Linked DNA regions of Homo sapiens: region 1 is linked to region 2. A link is an interaction called in ENCODE POLR2A ChIA-PET data of the cell type or tissue named here. Cell type or tissue: Panc1. All regions are shown on one strand. Each heading gives the region's core, and the rest is flanking DNA. Links, peaks and the distances in the headings are about the cores only. Region 1 overlaps MAML3 (mastermind like transcriptional coactivator 3). Region 2 holds the start of LOC105377451 (a long non-coding RNA gene).

What was found. ChIA-PET counts read pairs that join two places held together with the same protein. Peaks named below come from ENCODE experiments on the same cell type or tissue, not always from the same donor. Only the 100,000 strongest peaks of a DNase experiment are listed, where the experiment ranks them.
Region 1: POLR2A ChIA-PET joins it to region 2 with 6 read pairs; 3 of 35 experiments call an interaction of 5 or more read pairs at or near these places.

What each region holds. Positions count from the first base shown.
Region 1 is chr4:140,102,899-140,108,284 of GRCh38, forward strand. All of the region lies in intron 1 of MAML3 (mastermind like transcriptional coactivator 3), which reads right to left. Among named protein-coding and RNA genes, the nearest start is that of MAML3-AS1, 22 kb to the right of the region's middle. In Panc1, for the core only: no CTCF peak of the experiment used is centred there; no DNase peak of the experiment used is centred there; H3K27ac peaks cover 1,992 bases.
Region 2 is chr4:139,565,831-139,571,216 of GRCh38, forward strand. LOC105377451 (a long non-coding RNA gene) reads left to right here and starts at 2,845. Exons shown (of 3, transcript XR_939251.4): 1 at 2,845-3,112. In Panc1, for the core only: no CTCF peak of the experiment used is centred there; no DNase peak of the experiment used is centred there.

The DNA of each region.
Region 1 (5,386 bases), core at 202-5,201, 540 kb after region 2:
GAAAGAAGGGAAGCTGAAGCTATAGGAAGACAAATGTAAAATCCAGAAAAACTGACACTTAGCAAGGCAGAAAGTGCAGCTCACACCCAAACCTATTCTGTGGCCAAAGACTCCCCTCACCGTCCCCATAATTTGGGCTTTGTTGTAACTGCAAGAAACTCCCCGACGCCACTCTCAATGGTGAGGAAGGACCACTGCTTGCTCTGCTACTAGAAGTCATTGGCAGGGCACAACTCAATCACATGCTTTTTGCAAAATTACAAGATAATATACAATTTAATTTTTTCATCAGATTTTTGCAACCAAAAAATTTCAAAGACCTTGGAGTGCTATATAGCTAATAAATGCAATTAATAAAGATTTTGTGATCAGCTAAAACAGGTTAAATCCCAAAAAGCAAGACATGGTTTTTCTCCCTCTTTCAGATAATGCAGGGAAGCATCACATATTTATAAAGCACAAGCTTTCAACTATATTGGATTTTCCTTTTAAAAAGAACAATAATTTAAAGTGGCTTCTAGCAGAGAAATGTTAGGTACATTTAAATGGGTATTTGTGTTCTGAAAATCCTAATTGGAACTCTTCTATTGTTGTTGTTTATGTGTGTGTTTGTTGTGCTTCTGAGAAAGGGCTGAGGTTCTTTTGTGCATTAGAAAGCCTTTCATCTAAAATTCCAGTTTCATACAAAATTAAACCGGCATATTGGAGATACAACTTTACAGAAAGCATGAAGACAAACTGAAGTATTGTTTTTAAAAGACAGGAAAAATCAAAATGGTTTTTCTATGTGAATCATTCTACAACAAATATGAGACACAGCAGGATGGATGTATCTTGGACCAAGATGACATCCGTGTTGCCCATGACCTGCTGCTTATTACGTCAGCTTCCTGGGCACTGCAAGCTGGTGAAGCCTTACCAGCTAAGCCTAAGACACTGCTAATGAGGTAAAAATGCTGCATCACCTTCAGTTGTGTTGGCTACTAGCATATTAAGATCAAAACTGCATTCTTAGCTTCACCAAAGCAGAGACCAAATTTTGGTTTACAAACCACCCCATCCTATTGTTCAGGAAATGACTCAAACAAGGGTATTTCTCCACTATTCTCTCAGTAAAGATACAGTACGTGCACTGTTGTACACATCATATCACTCACTTCTGTTTTTAATAGAGATGATCATCTGGTATTAAAAATAAATAATAAGAACAAATGTAGTGGCTCATGCCTGTAATCCAGCACTTTGGGAGGCCAAGGTGGGAGGATCACTTGAGCCCAGGAGTTCAAGAACAGCCTGGGCAACAAATAGAAACCCTATGTCTACAAAAAATTTAAAAAATTAGCCAGGCATGGTGGCACATACCTATGGTCCCAATATGCAGGAGGCTGAGGCAGGAGGATTGCCTTAGCTCAGGAGGTCAAGGCTGCAGTGAGCCCTGTCTCAAAAAAAAAACCAAACCTATTTTATATATATATATAATATATATATATTATATATTATATAATATATAATATAATATATAATATACACGAATGTGTATATACATATATAAATGTATGTGTGTGTATATATATAATTTTTTTTTTTTTTTTGAGAGAAGGTCTTGCTCTGTGGCTCAGGCTGGAGTATACTGGCCCAATCTCAGTTCATTGCAACCTCCACCTCCTGGGCTCAACCTCCACTTCCTGGGCTCAAGTGATCCTCTTACCTCAGCCTCACGAGAAGCTGGTATTACAGGCACGCAACATCATGCCCAGTTAATTTTTGTGTTTTTTGTGGAGATGAGGTTTCGCCATGTTGCCCAGGCTGGTCTCAAACTCCTGAGCTCAAGCGATCACCCGCCTCGGCCTTCCAAAGTGCTGGGATTACAGACATGAGTCACTGCATCTGGCCATAATATATACATTTTTTAAGTACCTTAAATAAAAGAATAAAGGCATCATTATAAAACTTTAATTTTTTTTAAACCAAACCAAAGGGATTTAAAGTTACATATTTTTAATGTGTATTTTAATAGACTGTTAGTGGCACTGTCCTTCATCTGAGATATTAATTCAAGGCCTTTTCAGCTTTTCTCCCTAAACTTTCTGAGTGGGCACAGAGGATCCAGAGTGTTTATGTAAGCAGTAAAAGAAAGTCCTGGTATTTCCACCAGAATCCCCTGCTTAACAGAAATATGTCCCAGCATCCTTATCCTGAAACTCCCTGACTTAGCTGCCACAAAAAGACCCTCCATGTTCCTCAAAGCCACCACCCCCATCATGTAACTCAGGCCTGAGAAAATTGTGTCCTATCAAAGAGAAGATGTTGTGCAAAATAAAGTCCTTTTGTGCTAGTGCACATTCTTGGATAAAACATCTTATTTGTAACTGGAGAAAAGACATTTTTAAATGGTGATCAAAACAATCATGATACCAGATTTACCCAGCGGTGAATCCAGAGGTTTCATGAGCAACTCGACTATCCTGGTCTTAGCCAGACACTTCATTTTAAGTTCTCATCAAGTCTCCTGCTCCTGTGCTACTTTTTTAGAGCTAAACTAAGCCCAGGTAAGTATCAAGGATTCCCACAGACCTTCTTAGTACCTTATGGAATAAATAGTAGGAATTAAACATGAAAAAACCCAAAGGGTCAGCCCATCCTCTGTCTGACAAAACAGGATTATTCTCTACAGGGCATTTTCAAGTTAGATCGCACTCATTTTTCTTGTTTACAAAGCCTCGTATTGATAAAGTATAACAAACAGCTGCCTGTTTAAATAGTTTCACTGAGAAATTAATAAGTGAGCATGTAACTCTGGGAAGTTGCCTGTGGGGGACATGGAGGAAAAAAACAAAATCCTCTTCCCCAGTCTGGTCAATACACCCATCACACATCAATCAAGTGATGGAGACACTGGCCTGGCCCAGGATAAGGATGCTGGATTCCTGGGATCCTGGTGTGCAAATCACCTGATGAAATAACTAGGAGAAAACATTTCTATCCTTAAAAAAATTATAGCTGAATGCGAGGTGGCTATAGCTTTCCAAATTCAAAAGATGTGAAATGAGCCAGCCTGGTTTTTCTACCTCAATGACTCCTAATCCCACGTTTAGGACTCCTCACTAATAATTCCATCACTCTGCATTATGCTATACACTAGGGGCAGTCATCCCAAAACGAAGGAATCACTCGTCGTCTTTACTTCAGGAAATTTCTTGGTAAAACTGACTTCAAGAAAAAAAAAAAAAAAAAAAAAAAGAGCCCCTCCTGAGGCATCTAAAACAATCTGGGGAGAGGAGGCTCAAATTAATTTTCCATTTCCTGTTTTTCCAAAAATCTTTCTCTTTGATTAGACATTCCCTGCTTGGAAGCAAGGGTAGATTGACTAATCCTTCTAATTAGCCCTGGTTGTCACAGAAATACTCTTTTCCTTCTAATTGCTCTCAACTATCATAAGCCCCCATTCTGGTCAATGGATTTATAACTCTCCCAAGTAAATTTCCTTACATGATACACATGGTAAACTGCTATATGCTCCTAGTCTTAGAAGCACCAATCCAACAGAAGCATGCATTTGTGTGTGGGCATGTGTGTGCACACCCACGGAGAAGTGACCATGAAAGTCATGAAGAATCTTCCTTATGCAACTGTGACCTTAACTCTGCTTTCTTATTTAAAAAAATCAGTATTTCCAAATACCTCTAAAGTACTAGGATTTAAAATTGTATAGGAATTCATTGCAGCATGGAGACTGCTACACACCAATACTCAATTTCATCACTTTTAATGGCTTTAATGTTTACCTTTTTTCTTAATCATTGGTGTTGCAACTACCCAGACTATTTGTAAAGCACTGGCAACCAATCACAGCTTGAAAGCAATTCACTGATTTTCTTTTCTAGTCTAAAATATGAAGGCTTAGCAAAATCCTGAGATTAATTCTGGAGTAAAACCTGTTAATAAACAAGTTAGGTTTAAGAAGAGTGGTGGTGTTTGTTTGTTTTTTTGAGATGGAGTTTCGCTCTTGTCGCCCAGGCTTGAGTGCAATGGCATGATCTCGGCTCACTGCAACCTCTGCCTCCTGGGTTCAAGCGATTCTCCAGCCTCAGTCTCCTGAGTAGCTGGGATTACAGGCACCTGCTACCATGCCCAGCTACTTTTTGAATTTTTAGTAGAGACAGGGTTTCACCATGTTAGTCAGGCTGGTCTCTAACTCCTGACCTCAGGTGATCTGCCCACCTCAGCCTCCCAAAGTGCTGGGATTACAGGCATGAGCCACTGCGCCCAGCCAAAGAGTGGTATTTTTATAGAAACAAGAAAATAAAAAAGCAGATAATTTATAAACATTACTGAATGGAGGACCAATCTCCTTAATGTATATAAACTATATAAACTACACAATGAAAATATATTGGTCAGCGGTTAACACAGAGATTAAATCTGAGTCTAGTTTTCAATCAGTTACTTGGGGCTTACATCACCATTGAGTCCTTTGACTGTATAAACCTTCCTCATTTTAATGATTTAGATTATTTGTCTAGCACTGATGGGTTACCAGTCTCTTCACCTGTTCTGTCTGATATGTCCTCTTATTTAGGGTCTCACAGACTATAGATGAAAAAAATGCTTTTTTTTTTTTTTTGAGACAGACTCTCGCTCTGTCACCCAGGCTGGAATGCAGTGGCGCGATCTCGGCTCACTGCAACCTCCGCCTCTCGAGTTCAAGCGATTCTCCTGCCTCACCCTCCTGAGTAGCTGGGATTACAGGCGCCCACCACCACACATGGCTAATTTTTGTATTTTTAGTAGAGATCGGGTTTCTCCATGTTGGCCAGGCTGGTCTTGAACTCCTGACCTCAGATGACCCACCAGTCTCACCCTCCCAAAGTGCTGGGATTACCGGCATGAGCCACCATGCCCGACCAAAAAAATGCTTCTTTAGGTAGAAAAGACCCCTCAGCCAGAGTGATTAAAAAAAAAATGACGGTGGGGTGAGCAAATACATATGCTGAGAAAAGGCACCGAGAGGAACAAAAAAGAAATGGGGGAAGAAAAAAACAAAACAAAACAAAATCTACAGGGAACTACCATGCAAATTAACAACCTCTAGCCTGTAAAGACTTAAAAGGAAATAACCACAACCATCATCTTTGAATCCCCAATCACATATATGACAAAAGACATATTGGGCTTGTCCTGCAAACTCTAGAGGATCACTTTATATACCTTTCCCCATCCTCTATCCCTCCCAACCCACCATGTATGCACATGTGCAAACATACACATGTGGGCCACGGCCTCATTGTTCTATGTCTCTACTCATGCTGCCCCTCAGCCTGAAATGCCCTTTCCTCTTCATCTACCTTCAAATTATCCTTTTAATAACCTGCTCTACCACGGGCTA
Region 2 (5,386 bases), core at 63-5,062:
AGAATCGCTTGAACCCAGGAGGCAGAGATTGCAGTGAGCTGAGATTGTGCCACTGCACTCCAGCCTGGGTGACACAGCGAGACTCTGTCTCAAAAAAATATCTATACATATATATACGTATATACATACATATATATGCATAGATTAAATGTGTCCTCTTAGTAGCTGGGACTACAGGCGTGCACCACTACACCTGGCTAATTTTTTAATTTTTTTATATAGATGGGGTTTCACCATGTTGCCCAGGCTGGCCTTGAAATTCTGAGCCCAAGCCATCCACCCACCTCAGCCTCCCAAAGTGCTAGGATTACAGGCATGAGCCACTGCACCCAGCCACAGTTTTTTTGTTGTTTGTTTGTTTGTTTTTTAGACAGAGTCTCGTTCTATAGCCCAGGCTGGAGTGCAGTGGCGTGATCTCAGCTCACTGCAACCTCTGCCTCCCGGGTTCAAGCAATTCTCTGCCTCAGCCTCCCAAGTAGCTGGGATTATAGGTGCCCACCACCACGCCCGGCTAATTTTTGTATATTTTTAGTAGAGACGGGGTTTCACCATCTTGGCCAGGCTGGTCTTGAACTCCTGACCTCGTGATTCACCCACTTTGGCCTCCCAAAGTGTTGGGATTACAGGTGTAAGCCACCGTTTTTTTATAGTGTCATTCAAGATGAACTTGTAGGCCAGGAGTGGTAGCTCACGCCTATAATACTAGCACTTTGGGAGGACGAGATGGGTGGATAACTTGAACCCAGGAGTTTGAGGCCAGCCTGGGCAACATGGCGAAATCCTGTCTCTACTTAAAAGAAAAAAAAAATGAACTCGTAGGCAGTGTTCTTAAAATTAATAATAAAATTGTAAACATTCGTAATCTAGAAATTATTTAATGTGTAGAAGCAAGCATCATATGCTTTTGAGAACAGTAGATAATGTACTTGCATGGAACAACATCTAGTAAAAATAAGCCAAAATGTTAATAGTAATTATCACAGGATGATGTGATCTCAAGTGATTTAATTTTTTCTTTTTGCTCATTAAAAAATGTTTCTTATGATGACTATTATTGACTTATATAGTTATAAAAAGAGGTTGTTAAAAAAAAAAAAACCTTACCAGCTGGAGGCACATTACTTTTCTAGACTTTATTTTCTGTATATGTAATATGGAAATTCTAGAAATTACTCTATAGAGAGGTTGTGTGGATTAATGGATAATGCAGATAAAGGGCTTTAAGGAGCTCCAGGCACACGGTTGAGTGTACACTACATAGTGGCCACCAGCATCCCTGCTGTCATCTAATTCATTTGTGCTTCTGCCTCTACTCTTGCCTGTTCTTCATGGGTAGGAGAGTGGCCTTTCAAGTCAGATCACATAAGGCTTTGCCCTGCTTAAAGCCTTCCAGTGTAGCCAGGAGTGGTGGCTCATGCCTGTAATCCTAGCACTTTGGGAGGCCGAGACTGCTTTGTTCTATCCTACCTCAGGGCCTTTGCATTTTGTTCTGTCCTACCTCGGGACCTTTGCATTCACAGTTCCTCCTTACCTGGGATTCCCCTCCCCTTATCTTCTCTTAGCTGGTTTTTGGTCTCAGCATAAAAGTCACTTCCTCAAAGATGTCTTCCCTGGCCACCCAACCAAGGGTAGCTACCCAGCCACACTTCTATTGAATACTTCTCTGGTTTAATACTTCCCTTTGTTAATTTTCATCATAGCATTTGTCACCACCTTACACATTCTTGTTTATTCTGTTACCTAGTCTGCGTTTCTCCACAGGCCTTGTTTGTCATGTCAGAGCTGTCACGGCATATGCAGAAGGGTGTCTAGCACATTGCAAATGCTCCAGACATGGGTGTTAAATCCTTTCATTAATTAATTAGATTATCTTTGTCAAGTGACTGAACGGTTTAATCACCTCCTTCTCAGAGGTCTGGTGTTTTCCTAAGGAGGCAGAGGGCAATTATGTCACTTTATTTCTACATCCCCCACCCTCCACCACTACCCCCAATTAGAAAGAGGATGATTTAAAAAAACAAAAAACGATGGGTGCGGTGGCTCATGCCTGTAATCCCAGCACTTTGGGAGGCTGAGGCAGGTGGATTACCTGAAGTCAGGAGTTCGAGACCACCCTGGCCAACGTGGTGAACCCTTGTCTCTACTAAAAATACAAAAATTAGCTGGGCGTGATGGCAGGCACCTGTAATCCCAGCTACTCAGGACACTGAGGCAGGAGAATCGCTTGAACCCGGGAGGAGGAGGTTGCAGTGAACCGAGATGGTGCCACTACACTCCAACCTGGGCAACAGAGCGAGACTCCGTCTCAAAACAAAACAAAACAAAACAAAACAAACAAACAAAAAAACACATCTGTTTCTCATGTTCTTTAAGATGTGGCTAGATTCCTACCTTTCCATCCCAGATTGTTTTTTTGTTTTGTTTTGTTTTGTGTGTTTTTTTTTTAAAGCTGCCGAGATTTGAAAAGAGAACCTTTGCAGACTTTAATTCTGATACATGAGGCAGGACAGGCAGTCCCCACTCTACAAAGAGGTTGTGTTCCGAAAGTTTCATTGTGTATGTTGTTTGTTTCCAACACAGAATGCATTTTTCATTGGAAACAATGTTCCCAGACTAGCCCACAAAAGCCTATTTAACCCACTATGCTAAGTAGAAAACAAAATGCGTTTAAATTCTAGGAAACACAACAGGGAAAATGAATAAGAAATACAATTTAAATGTTTATGTTGAATATTAGTGCTTGGGGAAAAGCAGCTTCCAACAAAGAAGAAAGAAGCAGCAAGGGTCAGGGGTGTGGAAGATTCAGAGAGCGGAGTGGAAGCCCAGCTGTCATGGCCAGGCCACAGTCCTGCATCTGACAGGGCTGTGGACGAAAGCCGAGTCTGTCCTGGAGCAGCTGGGCCTGGGCAGGTCTGAGCCCGTGTGAGGAACATTCCTGCAGATGCACAGCATGCAGAGGGCAGGCGGGGCTGACGCACACACTTCTCCCCAGTGAATTCTGGAGGCTGGAGTCAACCTATAGAAAGTCTTCCATGAGGCCGAAATTGGAGTGTGTGATGGGGGTGGCTCCTGGGTCTCATGGAGTTCCTCAGAGAGCTTCTGCCTGAGTTATGTGAGTATAAGCATGATACTACATCTTAAAAAAATAATGGGCTCAGTTTTAGTTTCGTTGGTGTTTACCACATGGTAATTTCAGGCATTTCCCCCCTATATCTGATATTTGTGCTGCTACTTTGAGGCAAAAGCTTTTTATCTCCTAAAAGGCCCCCAAAGCAGGGGCCATCTCCTTATAGAGGAGGTCTTCTAAAATTTCTCACGTTTTTCCAGAATTTGAAATTTCTCCTATTTTGAATAAGGAAGTGTTCTATTTGGGAAAGACCCATTATCCTGAAATCAAGCCTAATTTTGGAAGCTTGTAGAAAGAGTACCCCAGAAGAACTGGTAAAGAAGGAAGCAAAGAAATTGAAGACACAGTTAGGAATTATTCCTGCAAGGAGTACTTCATAATTATTAAGTGTTTTATGTCAAGTAAATGAACTCCTAAATATCACTTAAAAGCAATAGCAGTAAATAGTTATATTTTAGATGATGAATCTAAATTTAGAGGACAAATTACAAAATGGGGTAACATTTCCAACAAGAGTGTTTTATATGGAATGTTAAGTGCTTAGGCAGGAAAAAGAGTATGATCTTGAAAATTATATGGGATGATTCTGAAAGGGGGTCTAGTGATGAAGACATTAGTGTCAAAGATGTATGTGAAGAGTTTGAATAAAATTGTTTCAGGAAATGTGGGATTGAAGATAGCTATATTTCTATGCATGTAGCAAAATTACATTTGTACCTGATAAGTTAATACAAATGTTTAAAAGCCTGTATTTCTTTTCTTTCTTTTTTTTTTTTTTTGATACGGTGCTTCACTGTCACCTAGGCTGGAGTGCAGTGGCACCAGCTCAGCTCACTGCAACCTCCACCTCCTGGGTTCAAGTGATTCTCCTGCCTCAGCCTCCCGAGTAGCTGATATTACAGGCACATGTCACCACTTCCGGCTAATTTTTGTATTTTTAGTAGAGATGGGGTTTTGCCATGTTGGCCAGGCTGGTCTGGAACTACTGACCTCGGGTGATCCACCCGCCTCGGTCTCCCAAAGTGCTGGGATTACAGGCATGAGCCACCACGCCCGGCCTAAAAAGCTATATTTCTTAAGGTATTGTTTTATGTAATGTGTGATTTAAACATATGTGCAACCACAGAAGGATAAAGATCACGTGCTCTCACTCTTATGTGGGAGCTAAAAACGTTGAGCTCACAGAAGCAGAGAGTAGAATAGTGGTAACTAGAGGTTGGGAAGGGTAGAGGGAGAGGGAAAATAGGGAGAGGTTGATTAACATACAAAATTACAACTAGAGGCTGGGTGCGGTGGCTCACACCTGTAATCCCAGCACTTTGGAAGGCCAAGGTGGGTGGATCACTTAAGGTCAGGAGTTCAAGACTAGCCTGGCCAACATGGCGAAACCCCATCTCTACTAAAAATACAAAAATTAGCCAAGTGTGGTGGCACACACTTGTAATACCAGCTACTTGGGAGGCTAAGGCAGGAGGATCACCCCAACCCGGGAGGCAGAGGTTGCTGTGAGCTGAGATCACGCCACTGCACTCCAGCCTGAGTCACAGAGTGAGACCCTGTCTCAAAAAAAAAAAAAAAAATTACAGCTAGAGAGGAGGAATAAGTTCCAGTTTTTTATAGCACTGTAGGATTATAGTTAACAGTAATTTACTATGTATTTTCACATAACTATCAGAGAGATTTTGAATGTCACCAACACAAATAAATGATAAATGTTTGAGGTTATGGTATGCTAATTACCCTGAGTTGATTATTACACATGGTGTATGTGTATCAAAATATCATTCTGTCCCCCATAAATATATACAATTATGTGTCAATTAAAAAGTAATATATATGTGCAACCAAATTAATCTCTGAAATATCATAGACATTTGAATCTTGTCTACATCCTAATAGTTTATATATCCAATTAGGCTAATTTGGAGGAAGGGGAATCTCATTGGAAAAATAAGAATTGTATTACATATGTCCTCTCTTTGCATTAAGGCATATGTGGAATACATCAGTACAAGTTTGCTTTTAAAAGAGGCAGAGCATACTGGACTAAGACTATGATAAAGCCCGGCGCAGTGGCTTACACCTGTAATCCCAGCACTTTGGGAGGCTGAGGTGGGTGTATCACTTGAGGTCAGGAGTTCAAGACTGGCCTGGCCAACATGGTGAAACCCCGACTCTACTAAAAATACAGAAATTAGCTGGGCAACGTGGCATGCGCCTGTAATCTCAGCTACTCAGGAGGCTGAGGCAGGAGACTCG